Regions from separate parts of the Homo sapiens genome. Here region 1 is linked to region 2. Evidence: chromatin loops called from intact Hi-C (ENCODE). Cell type or tissue: endothelial cell of umbilical vein. All regions are shown on one strand. Each heading gives the region's core, and the rest is flanking DNA. Links, peaks and the distances in the headings are about the cores only.

The links. Peaks named below come from ENCODE experiments on the same cell type or tissue, not always from the same donor. Only the 100,000 strongest peaks of a DNase experiment are listed, where the experiment ranks them.
Region 1: it touches region 2 in a loop (4-fold over the local background); 6 of 110 quality-filtered maps call a loop at or near these places.

What each region holds. Positions count from the first base shown.
Region 1 is chr2:230,062,909-230,071,238 of GRCh38, forward strand. SLC16A14 (solute carrier family 16 member 14) reads right to left here and starts at 6,016. Exons shown (of 5, transcript NM_152527.5): 1 at 5,647-6,016. It overlaps LOC107985995 (a long non-coding RNA gene), which reads left to right and starts at 3,831. Exons shown (of 6, transcript XR_001739918.2): 1 at 3,831-3,869. RefSeq lists enhancers at 4,724-5,494, 5,890-6,009, 6,020-6,079 and silencers at 4,870-5,119, 5,390-5,659. In endothelial cell of umbilical vein, for the core only: CTCF peaks have their summits at 4,258 (motif pointing right) and 6,060; DNase peaks (open chromatin) are centred at 4,303, 5,393 and 6,023; H3K4me3 peaks cover 1,763 bases; H3K27me3 peaks cover 140 bases.
Region 2 is chr2:230,404,580-230,412,909 of GRCh38, forward strand. No RefSeq gene overlaps it. Among named protein-coding and RNA genes, the nearest start is that of SP100, 7.5 kb to the right of the region's middle. RefSeq lists enhancers at 7,177-7,266, 7,927-7,976 and a silencer at 7,357-7,626. In endothelial cell of umbilical vein, for the core only: no CTCF peak of the experiment used is centred there; DNase peaks (open chromatin) are centred at 3,852, 4,872, 5,082, 7,242 and 1 weaker place; H3K4me3 peaks cover 1,176 bases; H3K27ac peaks cover 4,223 bases.

The DNA of each region.
Region 1 (8,330 bases), core at 144-8,143, 340 kb before region 2:
CTCTTGGCCTGGGTCCTTCCTCCTTCACACATCTGGCTACCTCCCATTATCCAGATTGCTGGGAGTGATAAAATGTTTATCTCAGAAGCCAATTTCCAGGCCGGCGCAGTGGTTCAAGCCTGTAATCCCAGCACTTTGGGAGGCTGAGGTGTGTGGATCACCTGAGGTCAGGAGCTCGAGACCAGCCTGGCCAACATGGTAAACCCCGTCTCTACTAAAAATAGAAAAATTAGTTGGGCATGGTGGCAGGTGCCTAAAATCCCAGCTACTTGGGAGGCTGAGGTAGGAGAATTGTTTGAAGCTGTGGGGGTGAAGGTTGCAGTAGTGAGGTGAGATCACGTCACTGCACTCCAGCCTGGGTTAAAGAGCGAAACTCTGTCTCAAAAAAAAAAAAAAAAAAAAAAAGCCAATTTCTTCAGCCCTTCGAATTATCATTAGGATGGAGTCCCTTCAGCACCTTCTCCCAGCTATTATGTGTGATTTTCTCTCCTTCCCCTCCTCTCTCCTTCCAGCCTCCTCACCTCTTCTGTTGATCCTTCAAGATTCAGTTAATTTATAATAGTGAAACCCTGAAACAGTGAAAAAAGACCCTGAAAACATCTTTACTATCTAACATCAGAATACTTGTTAAATCAATTGATTGTAGCATAGCTAGACAATGTAGGTCTCTCATCAATAATAAAGTTCACACTTTAGCGTGACCCTGTACATTTTCAAAGAGCCCTAGACAGCTTTATTTTTGACATATGTAATAATCTCTTTGTTATTTCTACTAAGACATGTATCCATAGGAAAAAAGACTGGAGCAAAACAAAGAAAAATGTTGATGGAGATTATTCTTTGAATGATGGTCTTACCAGTAATTTCCCGCTTCTTTCTACTATCTTAGTGGTGAGAAATTTCCTCAATATGCCAGGTGTGGTGGCTCATGCCTGTAATCCCAGCAATCTGGGAGGCTGAGGTAGGAGGATTACTTGAGCTCAGGAGTTTAAGACCAGCCTGGACAACAGTGAGACCTCATCTCCGTAAATAAAAATTAGCCAGGCACATGTGGTGGCGCATACTTGTGGTCCCAGCTACCTGGAGGCAGAGGTGGGAGAATTGCTTGAGCCTGGGAGGTTCAGGCTGCAGTGAGTTGTGATCATGCCACTGCACTCCAGCCTGGGAGACAAAGTGAGACCCTGTCTCAAAAAAAAAAAAAAAGTTCCTCAATAGATATATATTACCTGTATTATAAGAAAATAAAAGCTACCTTTAAAATATTGTCTGGATCAGCCTCTTACCTCCAGGTAAATTAGTGGCTGACTTGTAAAAGAGAAAACAAAACAAGATGACCTCTATTGGGAAGTCTTCCAGTATGTCTTGGGTTTCAGCCTTGTCTGTGTGTGTGTGTGTGTGTGTGTGTATGTGTGTGTGTGTGTGTCTGTGTATGCATGTATCTGTCCCCTTCCCAATGTCTGAGCCTGCTTGGGGCTAGAAAGGGATGGGGCAGCCCTTGCTCTCCAAAGCTTACAGCGCAGTGCAGAGCTGCATTGTCAAAGGGCCAGTGGATGAGCCCAGAGAGGGTTCAGAAGGGATGGTTGGTGAGTGTCTTCCCTCTGCCTCTGTTGTGTGCAGAATCCTGAGGAGCCAGAAACAGGAGAACCAGGCAGCTTGACACAAGGTGTGAATAGCTCATAAAAATGTCATTTTGCTGTCCATGGGAAAATGCTCAGCTATGTTTAATGTGATGAAACAACAATACATGGCATTTTCCTGAAGTTCATTTACAACCAAGGAAGGCTTTGAAGTAATACAAATTTAAAAGTTAGAGTTTTTTAGGCCGGGCGTGGTGGCTTATGCCTGTAATCCCAGCACTTTGGGAGGCCGAGGTAGGCGGATCACCTGAGGTCGGGAGTGTGAGACCAGCCTGACCAACATGGAGAAACCCTGTCTCTACTAAAACTACAAAATTAGCCGGGTGTGGTGGCGCATGCCTGTAATCCCAGCTACTCGGGAGGCTGAAGCAGGAGAATCTCTTGCACCTGGGAAGCAGAGGTTGCAGTGAGCCGAGATCGCACCATTGCACTCCAGCCTGGGCAACAAGAGTGAAACTCCATCTCAAAACAAACAAACAACAACAGGAAAAAGTTATAGTTTTTCAGCCCGTGTGTTGAAATATTAAGCACTTTTCTAAATCAATGATAAGAACTTTATATTCTTACTGAATTATTTATGGGTGAAGAGATGTAGGTGCCAACAAACTGCTCTTGATATTTCCAGTTTGTTCATAAATAAGTGACACTGAATAGCATTTAATGGACAAATTTTATTCATGAGGCACAAGGGTGCATGTAGAATATAGTAAAAAAGTTCTTTTTTTTTTTGAGATGGAGTCTTACTCTGTTGTCCAGGCTGGAGTGCAGTGGCATGATCTCGGCTCATTGCAACCTCTACCTTCCAGGTTTAAGCGATTCTCCTGTCTCAGCCTCCTGAGTAGCTGGGACTTCAGGTGTGCACCACCATGCCAGATAATTTTTGTATTTTTGTAGAGATGGAGTTTCACCATGTTGGTCAGGCGGGTCTGGAACTCCTAACCTCAAGTGATCCACCTGCCTTGGCCTCTCAAAGTGCTGGGATTACAGGCGTGAGCCAGCATGCCTGGCCCAAAAAGTTCTTTTGGATCCTCAGGAGGCCCCTATAGATCTGCTGAGCAATGGAGTCAGTTGTATTTCACACTTAAATCTCTCCAAAAGTAATTACTGTTTTGACTACTCATGGTTAACTTCTAGACCAACTAGTTAATGAAAACAAAAGACAACAGAAAAACAAATGTTTATCCCTCCAACTCCAAGATTGCTTGTAGCATTCATATAATTATATACATGTATAATTATATATGTATTTATATAAGATATAAGAATAATTTTAGTATTATAATCCTACTCCACACCTGGAGAGGGAGAACTTAGAGGGTGTATCTGTACCCCTAGGCTCCATGTCTTTGACCACCATAGGGCCTTCAAGCTCCCTTACATTTTCTACATCCTGACATACATGTAAAATGACGATATGCATGTGGCACCCTGAGGCAGTGAATGTGGGGCTTCTGCTAAGGATTAATATGTAAAATGTGGCAGAACACGGTGGCTCATGCCTGTAATCCCAGCACTTTGGGAGGCTGAGGGGGATGGATCACTTGAGGTCGGGAGTCTGAGACCAGCCTGGCCAACATGGTGAAATCCCTTCTCTGCTAAAAATACAAAAATTAGCCAGTGTGGTGGTGCGCACCTATACTCACAGCTATGCAGGAGGCTGAGGCAGCAGAATTGCTTGAACCTGGGAGATGGAGGTTGCAGTGAGCTGAGATGGTGCCACTGCACTCTAGCCTGGATGATAGAACGAGACTACCTCAAGAAAAAAAAAAAGTAAAAGGTAACCCACTCTAAGCAAGCTTGCTATTGGAAGCTTGACAAAAAATATTAGGGCTTCGTTATGAAGAGGGTGAAATAAGAAAATGGGAAGATTACGGGAGCAATAGTCAGCCTTCCATTCTCCCCAAATGAGTTCATAGACGATGAAAAAGAAATTGTAAATGGGGGGTAACATATATAGGCTATGAAACTGGGTCAGCTACATATTTACGTGATAATAGGCAGAAATGAAAATAACAGATCCTTCTAGGGTGTTTCAGATATTAGAACAAAATTAAATTTTCTACAGCAGCGTAGAAAGTTTTACAAGCAAGTCATTTTTTTTTTTTTTTTGACAGAGTATGGCTTTGTCGCCCAGGCTGGAGTGCACTGGTGAGATCTCGGCTCACTGCAACTTCCGCCTCCCGAGTTCAAGCGATTCTCCTGCCTCAGCCTCCCGAGTAGCTGGGACTACAGGTGTGTGCCACTGCATCTTTAGTATCTTTAGTAGAGAAGGGGTTTCGCCATGTTAGCCAGGCTGGTCTCGAAACTCTGACCTCAGATGATCCACCCGCCTCGGCCTCCCAAAATGCTGGGATTACAGGCATGAGCCACCGCGCTGGGCCAAGTCATTCATTTTTAATTTGGCTATTGTTATTACATTGCATGTGGTGAGCTCATTACACATAAGGAAAGCGGGAAGCACGAAGCTAAAATTGAAATTACAGTCTTCCCCAAAGCTACGCAGAGCGTGGTGGTAGCGGCTCTGCATCCCACGCAGGTGAGTGCGGGCTTCACCTTTAATTCTGCTCTGCAGGCGCTTCCGCGCTCTTCACCTGGTGTGTACAGGGCATTTGGGGCCTTTAGAGGGCGCACTTGCGGCCAGCAGGCTGAAGAGGCTGCCGCGGAGAAGGCTGGGGAGCGGAGCTGAGCTGAGCTGGTGCAGACAGCATAGGAGAAAAACAGAACCGAAAAATTCACACCGAATTAGGAGGACTCAACACATACATGCTTCGCTCTGGGTCAGGGACTGTGCTTGGTGGCTTCTCCTCCAGTCCAATTGGCATGAATGTCCGCATTTTACAGAGGAAGAATCTGAGCCATCAAATGGGAGCAATGAAGCTTAGAAAGGTTAAACTAGCAGGCTGTGGAAACCAAATCGGAACCCAGGCCTGCAGGATCCCAAGCCTGTTTTACCTCCTCCCACCCCCAACACTGCCTCTCTCCCCTCTCTTCTCTCTCTCTCTCTCTCTCTCTCTCTCTCTCTCTCTCACACACACACACACAGCCGCACACGCACGCACATGCAAACAAAGAAGCCAGACAAGGCAAAGGAGAATCTCTCTAAGCCCCAATAATGGCCCTCAGTCATCCTTGTTAATGAGCCCGAATCAACTTTTCCTCAGAAAGAAAATGGCTTAATTGGAAAGCAGAGTTCAGCTCCTAAAACATCGTCATGGCCTTGGCAGCGTTTAGCCCCGAAATGGCCGTCCCCGGTCTCTCACCCCATTTCAGCCTCTCTTGAGGAGCCTCAATCGGAAGCGCTAAGGGGGCCCAGCCTCTGCGCGCCCTGGGTGCGGGATCGTGCCCGCGGGGTCCGGCCTCGCGCCCCACCCTTCGAGCGCCCGCCCCCACCCGCGCTCGGTGCTCCCGCTCCCTTGGCACCCCGAGACCACATCCCCACTTCGGGCACCCCGCATCCCTCGGCGCGTTCGGAAGCCAGCAGCCCACCGGGGAAGCTGGGCCGGCTGCAGCACCACAGCCTGTGCAGAGAGGCATCCGCACCCCGCGAAGTCCCTAGGCGCAGCCCCGGGTCCCCCGCTCTGCGCCTCATCACTGTCCAGTTCGAGTCCCAAACGGGCCTAGAGAGCAGCCGGGCAGCGAGGCTGGGCTCCGGGCAGAACGCGCTTCTCCAGCCGGACGGGGGTGCCCAGGATGACGCTCGCGGGGCCCCGGCCAGCTTGAGCAGCAAGGCGCGCGTCCCCAAGCTCCGCCTGGCGGTCTGCCCTGAACCGCCGGTTACCCTGCCCGCCCGCAGCTCCCAAGCCCCCGCGGCGGCCTTGGCACTACCACCTGCCCCGGCACAGTCTCGCCCTCCACCGCCCGGGCAGCCTTTCCCGAGCCTGCCTTGGGCTGGGGCTGCCCCTTCCCGGGGGTCCCTGGGGGTGCAGCGGCCATCTGAAACCTAGGCTCCGATGCCCCCGGCGTCGCTCCATTCCCCAGGCCCGCGGCGCGCGCGGCCTCGGATACTCACCGCCCGAGGCCCGCTGGGCTGCGGCCTCACTCGGCTCCACGCCCGGATCCTCGAACTTGCTGCTCTGCTTGGAGCCCCCTGAGCTGCTGGGTGTAGAGATTTGTTGCAATGTCGCCTATCATCCTGGAGACGCGGGTGCCTGCGGCTCAGCTCTCCGCCCGGCTCGGTGCGCTCTGTGAGGGGCTCCCGGGCTCTTCCGCCGCTCGCTGCCAGGCCAGGTGAGCGTTTGGTGGAGCTGAAAGCTCGACGCCTCAGTCCAGGTGGCTTTAAAACGGGTGCGTTTGGAGGTGCCCAAACCTAACCTGGGCTTCCTTCCAATCGGAGCAATTTCAAATCTTCATGCTCGTTCATTCCTATACCGGCTAATTCTGGTTTGGCAGGGAAAAAAAATGCAGTCACCTCACATGCACACTCTTGTGGCCGGTTGAAGTTTATAGCTTTGGCTGAGGTTCCGCTAAGGCGCTGCACATTTATCACTGGCGGAAAGGTCCTGAAATCTAATCCAGGATGCAAGTGAGACTAGCAGTAGCCTCCATTTCTCTGAGATGGGAGAGAAGGGATGAAACAGACCCTCACTGAAATATTTTTGGCCAAAGAGGACTCAAAGTCCCTTATTCTCTCTCTTTTAGAGACACGGGTTTCACTATATTGCCAGGCTGGTCTCGAACACTTGGACTCAAGGAATCCTCTGGCCTTGGCCTCCAAAGTGCTGGGATCACAAGCTGAGCCACCGTGACCGGCCAGTCCCTCATTCTTGTTTCCACCCTGGGTCCCACCTCTCCCTGCTCTTTCTGCACGTCCATTACCTACCTTCGTGGGCACCAGGCACAACTTTCATCTCAATACCTCCCTACCTCATTCCCAGCAGGGCACACAACATAGTGCTTTGCCTTGGACAGTTTTCTGTATTATTGAAGTGAATGTGTGAGTCGATGAAGCCTGTGCTGTTTTTTCCCGCCTGAAGGTTTTGCAGTAATTCTCTGCTGCTGTTGTGATAAACTGCCACAGTAATAGCAGAGGAAAACCACACAAATTCACTATTTTACAGTTCTGGAGGTCGGAAGTTTGAAATGGGTCATACTAGGCTGAGATCATGGTGTTGGCCACCTTGAAGGCTGTGTTCCTTCTCGTGGCTGTAGGGGAGAGCCACCAGCTTCTGCAGGCCGCCCACATTCCTTGGCTGGTGGCTCTTCCTCCATCTTCAAAGCCAGCACTGCTGCGTCATTTTGTCTTCTTTCCATACTCACATTGCCTTGTCTCCCCTTTTCTGCCCCCACCCCTGTCCACTTTTAAGGACCCTGGGGATTACATTGAGTCCAATGAGATAATCCAGATAATCTCTCTATTTTAAGGTCAGCTGATTAGCAACCTTAATTCCATCTGCAACCTTAATTCCCCTCTTGCCATGTAAGGTAACAAATTCACATGTTCCAGGGATTAGGATGTGGACATCTTTGGGAGACCATTATTCTGCCTACCACAGATTTCCTTCTTTCTTCTTTTCCTTTTTCTTTTCTTCCTTCTTTTTCGTTTCTTTGAAAAAAAATTCACATGTATTTCACATTGCCTTCCTCGGTCACCCAAGCTGGAGTGCAGTAGCATGATCACAGCTCATTGCAGCCTCAACCTCCTGGGCTCAGGTGATCCTCCCACCTCAGCCTCCTGAGTAGCTGGGACTACAGGCACACGCCACCATGCCTGGCTAATTTTTTTGACTTTTTATAGAGACGGAGTCTCATTATATTGCCCAGACTGGTCTTGACCTTTTGGACTCAAGTGATCTGGCTGCCTCACCCTCCCAAAGTGCTGGGATTACAGGCATGAGCCGCTGCACCCGGCCTATATTGCTATTTCTTATATCAATTCTGTCTCTCTTTTTTTTTTTTTTTTTTTTTGAGATGGAATCTCACTCTGTCACCCAGGCTAGAGTGCAGTGGCAATCTTGGCTCACTACAACATCTGCTTCCCAGGTTCAAGCAATTCTCCTGCCTCAGCATCCCAAGTAGCTGGGGTTATAGGAGCGTGCCACCATGCCCAGCTAATCTTATATCAACTCTTGATTTAAAAATTATTGAGGCTGGGCACAGTGGCTCACGCCTGTAATCCCAGCACTTTGGAAGGCCAAGGCGGGTGGATCACTTGAGGCTAGGAGTTCAAGACCAGCTTGGCCAACATGGTGAAACCCCGTCTCTACTAAAAACACAAAAATTAGCTGGGTGTGGTGGCGCCTGCCTGTAATTCCAGCTGCTTGGGAGGCTGAGGCACGATATTGCTTGAATCTGGGAGGCGAGAATCGCTTGAACCTTGAGCTGAGATCGTGCCTCTGCATTCCAGCCTAGGCAACAGAGTGAGACTCTGTCTCAAAAAAAAAAAAGAAAAAAAAATTTTGAGAAAATTGTGAGAAATTGTGGCCAAGTGAGGGCATTTTGATGAGGTGCTAGGCTTCAGTGGTTTACATATCTTACTTTTGCTGATAAGAACACGGGCAACTGGATGGTTAGTGTTCCCTTGGGCGGTGCCTCTCATATCCACTCATTTCAAGCAGGCTTTTGACAGCAAGATTAGGGTTCCTGACAAGCACTTCAATTGCCGATGATCCATTTTGTTGGAAAAGAAGTCTGTAAGATTTTTAAGTCTGTTTTTTTTTTCTCTGAAAACTTGCCCACTTATGGAGGTATGATGGA
Region 2 (8,330 bases), core at 193-8,192:
GATTTTATGAATCGCAGAACTTCAGAGAACACTGAATTCTAAGCTCAGGATGGTCTCTTATGCCAAAGTCAAGGCCTTCAAACTCAGCATGGGGCTATCTAGGTAGATGTACATGAGAACTTTGAACTCCAGATGCCCCCTGAACCTACTGGGTTTGCAGAAAAGTCTTTCTGCCCCTTGTTGGAAGAGAGAGCTACCACCCCCACCCAACTCCCGATTTTTCTAGAATGAAGACTGTATAGAGACCGCTCAGGACAATGAAAGTGAACAATCATGGGGAGGGCAGCAAATGAAGAGAGCATTTATCCTCCGAAGGAGCTGTAGGACTGGCCAGCGTGCATCAGCAGGAGCAAGGAGATTGTGTCTGGGAGTGGATCCTGGTCCAGGAAGGGTGAAATGTGAAACCAGATAAGTGACGATTATTGGCAAAGGGGCAAGCTTCTCTACCACAGAGTTTAACTAGCCTGGCTTGGGCCAAAGGTGATGATTCTGATATACTCCTGGGTGGCTCCTAGAGACTAAGTATAAGCCATGGTACACATTAAATCAAGTGGAAGCAGAGATACCAGAACTACTGTGGCAGAGTCTGGAAAAGTGGGTCCCAAGGATAGAGAAGTTGGTGTGCTAGAATGACTCTGCACTCTACAACTGGAGAATCCATCCATCAGGTGACTGAGTTCCTCCAAAGGGGACACTACTAATGTGTCTCAGACACTAACTAAGGTGAGAAGGAATGCACTGTTGAGGGGGCAGCACATCCTTAAGAAGCTCAATGGTGGCTGTCCCCTGCAGGCTGGAATAATGCTAGGGATGTTTTATAGAACTGGATCCCCCAGTAGTGAGTAAAATGATAGAGTTCCAGAATAACAGGGGCCAAGTGGCAGCATTTAACTGTGAGGACAAGATAAAGTAATTTCCGTAAGGGGCATCAACGTTAGAGTGACAACTGGGAGGCCTGACCTGTAGGTGTCCATGAAGATGGCTCTTAGGACATGCTGTTCCTCTAGGCAAGACACATATTGCTTTAGACATATAATCAAAAGAGATTGAAAATAGATGAGCAGAAGGCTGAGGTCAGCTATCTAAAGGTAAAGTCTTAGACCCCTTGCCCAGCTTCCAAACCTCAGCCAGTTCTCAGTGGAATCCAGAACTCACTGATGGAAATGAGGGCAGTTTCTCATAAGGAAGAACCTTGTAAGTGTGCGCATCACTGATTCCCTCAAGTTTTCACGGGAGGGCTCTATGGCCAAATTTTTTGAGTTACTCACATGCCGGGGAAAGGAAAATACACAGATCTTTCAAGGGATGTTGAGTACAATATCACAGTTGATGCTAATCCCTGAGGACTCAAAGCCCTTTCGTAGCCCCTGTTAGAGTAGAGTACGTGGAGGTGAGGTAATGTCCATCTCACAATGGGCCCTCTGGATCCACAGGCCACCCAGCAATCATTTCCCCATTTCCTGAATGTATAATCAGGATATACATTCATACATACATCATAAAATATAGCAATTGGCTGACCTGGTTCCTTAACCTCTGGTTTCCTAACCTATGAAATAACAATGACTGTTTTAGGGAAGGCCAAGCAGAAGCCTCTGAAACTGAAGTTTCATGGTGAAAACAAGTAAGTTAAAAGCAATATCACATTCTTGGGGAATGATAGAGATTAGTGCCACCTACAAAGACATGGAGGAGGCAGGGGTTGTTACCCCAGTTACACCTCCATTTTAATTCAGCAGTCTGCCCTCTGGTATCTCCTGGTGGTTCATGCTGCTAAATGGCTCCTAAAACTTAACCAAGGAGTAGCCCCTATTACAGTTGCTGTGTCAAACGTGGTATCTTTATTATAACGGGTTAGCACAGCCTTAGCAAGTGATATGCAACTATTAATACGGAAATGCCACTTTTAAAGGATCCGGCAGGATGTAGGTTGAGAGGAAATTCACATTCTCAAGGATTGGACAAGAGTATATCTTTACAGTCTTGCTCCAGGGCAAGGTGAATCCTGCTCTGTGTTACAATATAGGCTTTCTGGACACTCTGCAATACATTACATTGGTCAACTGTATTGATGACAGTATGTTCATGAGCCTGATAAGCGAGAAATGTTGACTATTCTGAATGACTTAGTAAGTCATAAACACTGCAGATGGTGGGAGAAAAACGTTACAAAGATACAGAGATATGCCATATAGGTAAGCTTTCAGGGGTTCAATGGTCTGGAACGTGTCAGAGCATCCCCTCCAAAGCTCCAAGCTGTTGCACTTCATACCTCCTGCCACTAAGAAACCCAGAGCTTGGTGGTCCTCTCCAAGTGAGGAGAATCACCGTGGTTGACATTCTGATGAAAGTGATTCTAGGCTTTGTAATGTGGTTGTGTGTTTGGGAGGCAGGGAGTGGGGAGGCAGTGGGTATACCATCTTCATAAATAAAAATGTGCTAATCAATGTTTTTCACTTAACAATATAAGATGGACATTGTCACATCAGTAAATACAGCTCTACATCATCTGTGCCTTACCTTTCATTTATCCTCAAAACTGGATGACAGTTGGCTCTTTGATTATTTTTGGTCTGGTAAGCATAGTAATTTGTACTGAGGGGCAGCACAGACTAGCATTCAGTAGCACAGCCTCTGTAAGTGGAAGCCCAGTTCCTGCACTTCTCCACTTGCTGACGGTGTGTCCTTGGGCAACCTACTCATCCTTCCCCTGTACTGTTTCATCTGTAAAAAGGAGATACTAGTAGTAAATAGCTCACTGGATTATTGTGAGGATTAAAGAGTTAATATTTATTATGCACTTAGAAAGTGCTGGCCCTCCATGCAATACATATGTAATAAACAAGCAAACTTAAAAGATTAACATAAACACCTTTGTATCAATTCAGGCTCTTTGCTGTCAAGAAAAACCCAATATATACCCAAAAGAATAGAAATCATTCTATGATAAAGATACATGCATGTGTGTATTCATTGCAGCACTATTCACAATAGCAAAAACATTCAATCAACCCAAATGCACATCAGTGATAGACTGGATAAAGAAAATGTGGTACATATACACCATGGAATACTATACAGCCATAAAAAGAAACTAGATCATGTCCTTTGCAGGGGCATGGATGGAGCTCGAAGCCATTATCCTTAGCAAACTAATGCAGGAACAGAAAATCAAGTACCATATGTTCTCACTTGTAAGTGGGAGCTGAACAACGAGAACACATGGACATAGGGAGGGGAACAACACACTGGGGACTGTTGTTGGGGGCAGGGGAAGAGAGAGGATCAGGATAAATAGCTAATGCATGCAGGGCTTCATATCTTGGTGATGGGTTGATAGGTGGTGCAAACCACCATGGCACACATTTACCTGTGTAACAAACCTGCACGTCCTGCACATGTATCCCAGAGCTTAAAATTAAATTAAATTTAGAAAAAAAAAGAAAAGAATCCAATCACAAAAGACCACATAATTTATTATTCCATTTATATGAAATGTTTAGAATAGGTAAATCCATAGAGACAGAAAGTAGATTGATTGGTGGTTGCCTAATGCTGGGAGGTTGAGGGGAAATGGGTATGTGGTTTCTTTTTATGGTGACAAAAATGTTCTGAAATTGATTGTGGTGATGTTAAAAAGCCCTATGAACATACTACATAAATTTGAATTGTACAATTTAAATGGGTAAATCGTATGGTATGTTAATTGTATCTCAATAAAGCTGTTAAAAAAATAAAAAAGAGAGAGACCCAATTTATCTAGGGTAGACAAAAGTTACTTCGATGATGATATCACAGTGCCTCACAGAAAGGGCCGGAAGGCAGGGTTACAGAGTTGGCAAATGGCCCTGGAAAAGGGCAGGAATCAGAGCATTTCCAGGCAATCATGCAACAGGAATGACACAGCCATTCCCTAAGGATGTTAAGATTTTACTAAATGTTGTTGTTGATTTTTTTAACCTCTCACAATACTTCACTCAAAAGCTCAACTCCCCCCAAACAGCATCTGGCTGGCCTGGCCTGCTCAATGGCCAGCATTGTGATTAACAGCCCCTCACTCCTACACCCAGAAGGGAGAGCTCCTTCACCCAAAGGAACCAGGGACTGTTAGGCAAGGGGGATGGAGGAGGCTGGACAGCCAAGGAAATCACAGCTGACTGAGGAAACCCACCTGGGACACTCACAGCCTAGACCACTGCTGTCTAATGGAGGAATAGGGGCAATTCCAGGCCAGTCAGAGAGGTGGAATTGCTGGGGGATGCCAAGTTCCTTGGGTACACAGGAGCAGGTAACTGTTTCGCCATTGTCCTGTGCTGCGGAGGCAAAGACTGAGTTGGTCACTGTTCATCTGACATGAAACTACCCCTTACTACATTATATCAACACCGAGATATTTCTCTCCTGAAATATTTGTTCACATTTTCCCCTGAACCCCGTGGTGTGTGGGACTGAAAGAGTCTACACTGGTTCATACAAGGACGGCACACTCCATGGTCGTGTAGTGTGGCCCCAGGAATGTTAAGCTGGAAACTAGGGTATGGTGTGTTCAGGGAAGGGGGTGACTCCTCTGCTGAGACACTTGATTACATCTTTAACTGTGTCCTGCTGGAGCTGCTGGGAAGGTGGGTAGGACCACTTTCCATCCCCTGATCACCTCATCCTCCAGAGGGTTCATCCACAGTTGCCTGAGTCTGGATGGGGAGGAGGATGTAGGATCTCAGCCTTGAGATCTCAGGACCTTGAGTCTTGGCCATATAATGATGTAGCCACCACTTCTGGCTCTCTCTGGTGTCTGTTTTCACTCCTCTGAGTCTCACAGAATGGGATTGTGCCCATGACTGGTGCACTCTGCATGCCAGTGGATAGGTCTGCTCTTAGATGTTTTTGTAACGTCTGTGTCAGTACATGTGGCCCAGAGTGCTGTACAGGAGCTGGCTGGTGCTTTTTGTTTTGTGCTTATTCAGGAAATACAAGAAATAACTCCTGGGTTCCTGCATTGTGCCATTGTCTGAATGATAAATGGTAAATCCCGGCCCCACTTCCTCATGCACCCCCCAGTGGGGAAGCACCTAATTTCCAATTCTGGATTCTTACAAGCACAGCTCAAGACTATCATTATTGTCATCACAGCTCAGCCTGGAATCCAGGCTCTGGGATAAATGTGAGCCCCTCACTTCCATAGCTCCACATTCAATGGGCTGAACACCCTTTAGAATTATTCATGAGAGAGGGTGTGATAGACCATAGATGGTATGGGCAGAGGGGTCTCCAATTCTCTCTGGAAAGGAGAGTGTCACCTACTAGACTGAGTCCACTGGCCATTCCCAAGTGGCTAATAGCTGCAGAAATGGATCTACGTCAGGGAACACTTTATTCCCTTATACACCAAGAAAATGGATCAGTAGCAGATGAGATGAATGAGTTTCCAACTTCAATGCCATTGTTTTGGAAACCAGCAAAACTGTGCCAGTATGTTGCCCAGAAAAACATCAGACCAGAACACCCTGGAAGCCATCTGCTCCCCAAAAAACTATTCTACCTGGCAGTTTTATAGCCCACCTGCCCCTGAGAGCCTTATCCCAAGGTAAGACACAGGATATCCAGCAAAACCTGGTTCCCAGGGCCACTTCATGACCTGGCCGGACCAGGCGGTCATCCTGTGTTAGTGGGCTGGGGCCCCATAGGATGTCAACCTGTTCCCTGAGCACAGCATTTGTACCCATGAGAAACAGGTGCACCAGTTAGGAGAAATGCACAGGGCTGTCCCACCAGTTCTGGAGTCATCCTTGGCCCTGGGAAGAGCTCATTAGACTTTATTTTGGATTTCCCCTAGAGCAGATGTTATGACTGACAGTCTAACAAGACCCACCTCATCCTCAAAACAGGGTCTTCTCAGCCCTTGCTAGGCAAAGGTGCCCTGGGAGAGCCCCCCAGTGCTCTGGTCAGCTGTCTCCCACCCACATTTCCAGGAGGAGCACCTGTGGAAAGGCAGACTCCACCCCTTCCCTGCACATCTCCGCCAGACAATGGTTGGCAGATGGGCATTGGCCTTTGCTGGAACTGTACCTCCTGTCTCATAACCTGTCTCGTAACCACTAAATCTTCATGAAGCTACACTTTCCAACCCTGCGCTTCCTTTATTCTGTTCAGCAATACTGAGGAACCTGCCAGGGACCCTCCTCTTCATAGAAGCACCCACTTGCAAGCCCAAAGAAGCAGAAGCTGCTGCCCAGCAGGTGCTGGTGGAGACCATCTGGAGGGGCCACCAGGTATCTCCTTCCCTCGCCACACATGCATCACCTGGCAGTCCTAAGATCTAGGACAGTCTGCGGGCCATTCCAGCTCACCATGGTAAAAGTAATAGACATATGGAGGTTTGCAGAAACATTAGGAGTGCAGACTTGGTAAAAGGCTGCATTGTTCATTCAAGCCTTTCCTGGCTCCAGCCCCAGCCACCAGGCTCCCTCCGCTCCTGGTGGTGTTCAGCCCTGCCTCCTTGGCACCCTGAGGCTCACAAGGAGACCCCAGGCCGACCACAGCTCGAAAGACATTCCTCCTCCTTTCTGAGGGTAGGTCTGACCCCGCAGCCTTAGTTCCATGCTTGTGGAGGCATCCAACATGGAGCTGCCTGGTTCCATATGTCAGGTGACAGCCCCAAGTCTAACGGGGACCCACTGGTGAACACAGGAAGGTGCCACCAGGAATCCCCAGAATGTGAAACATAGTGAGCCTGTAGGGTCGTTCTGTTGCAGTCCAGCAGTTGGGGCTCAAAGTGAAACGAAAGGGAAGGTGAAGCCCCCTCTCCCTCACTCAGGGAGACTGGGTTTCGGGGTGGGGGGCATTGACAAACTTCTGTGCATGAAACGCACTTCTCTGAAGTCTCGTGTCTTCTAATTCACTCCATGCCACCCGTTTTTGCCGTTTGCCCACTATTTTTTAATCCTTTCAACTGCTCAGCATCGAGTCATATCAGTGTGCCCCGCAAGGACAGCAGGAGTGTCCTGCAGGGCCTTAGGGTGCGGGGCAGGCTTAAGGGCTTCAGCCTCCGGGGAGGTGCAGAAGGCAGGGCGGCTTGTGGCTCCGGACGGAATGAAACTCTTAGGGAAGAGGACAGAGACCAGGAGGAGCGAAGGGCAGAGTCCCCCGCCCCTCACGGGCTGAACAGAGGGCAGGCGGCGACCCGGTGGTGCTCGTGAGCTGCCAGAGGGCAAAATGATCTCAGAACCCAGACCTTACATGGGTTCGACTTTATTTAGAAGGAACTACGGCTCTTCTACCACACAATTCGAAGTGTTTGGTGAGCTAGAATCCCGATAAGAGGAGGATTTTCGGTTTCTGTTTCTGCCCAGCCCTGAAGAGGCTGCAGCGCTACGCGCTGCCGGGAGACTGGGCGCCGGCCGGGCGGGGGCGGAGCCCGGAGGAGCGCGGGGCGGCCGCGGGAACGGGAACGCGGGAGGCGGACACGGGGGATGGCGATCACCGACCCCTGCTCGTTGCGCGTGCTCACGGTGTGTCCGTGGCGGGCCTCGCCGGCTAGGTGGCCTCGGAAAGGAGGCATGAGGTGGCGTCCATGGGCCACCAGGACCCTGTGCTGTCCGTCAGTTACCAGGGGACAGGGATCTGCGGATGTTCATCTGCGGATACAACAGGGGCTCAGCTGAAGGACCCTGCGTGATGATGCGGACTCAGGGGTGGCCCTGGGCCAGTCGGTTTCTTCCTGGTGCTGCACAAGGACTGAGGGCGTCCTCCGGATTTCTCATGAATGGTCCCCACCTTCAGAAGGTGGCCAGAGGGACTTCCTGTGTTGTCCAATGCTCCCCTTGTCTTTCTGACTCCCTACAATCCTTCACCCATAGCCTCTTTAGGCCAGTCACTGAGGCTCTGCTGAGCAGGGGACCCTGGTGAGTGGGCCAGGGAGGATCAGACCAGCCTGGTCTCACCCAACTTCCTAAAAGCTGAAATATTGCTACCAAATGCCCGCTGAGCCCGGGGGATAATTGCATCACAATCATGCAATTGCAAGGAGCTATGACCCCAGCCTCTACCCATCTGCGGCACAGATAGAAAAGAACCTCAGAAGAGAGATGTATACCCATGTGCTTGAACCCTTTGAAATATAGGCAAAATGGAGAGACAGACGGCGATCAAAATACCAGCTTTATTCCGGATAAAAGCTGGATTGGGGATGTGGCTTAGATATGTGGCAGTAAAGGGACCCCTAACACTGAACTCCAGAATTGGGCTTATCCGCATGGCCTCAGGCTGTTCCAACTCTCCCCCACGCTATGCAGGCCCCTGTCCTTGTGCACTTGAGCTTGGAGGAGCCAACA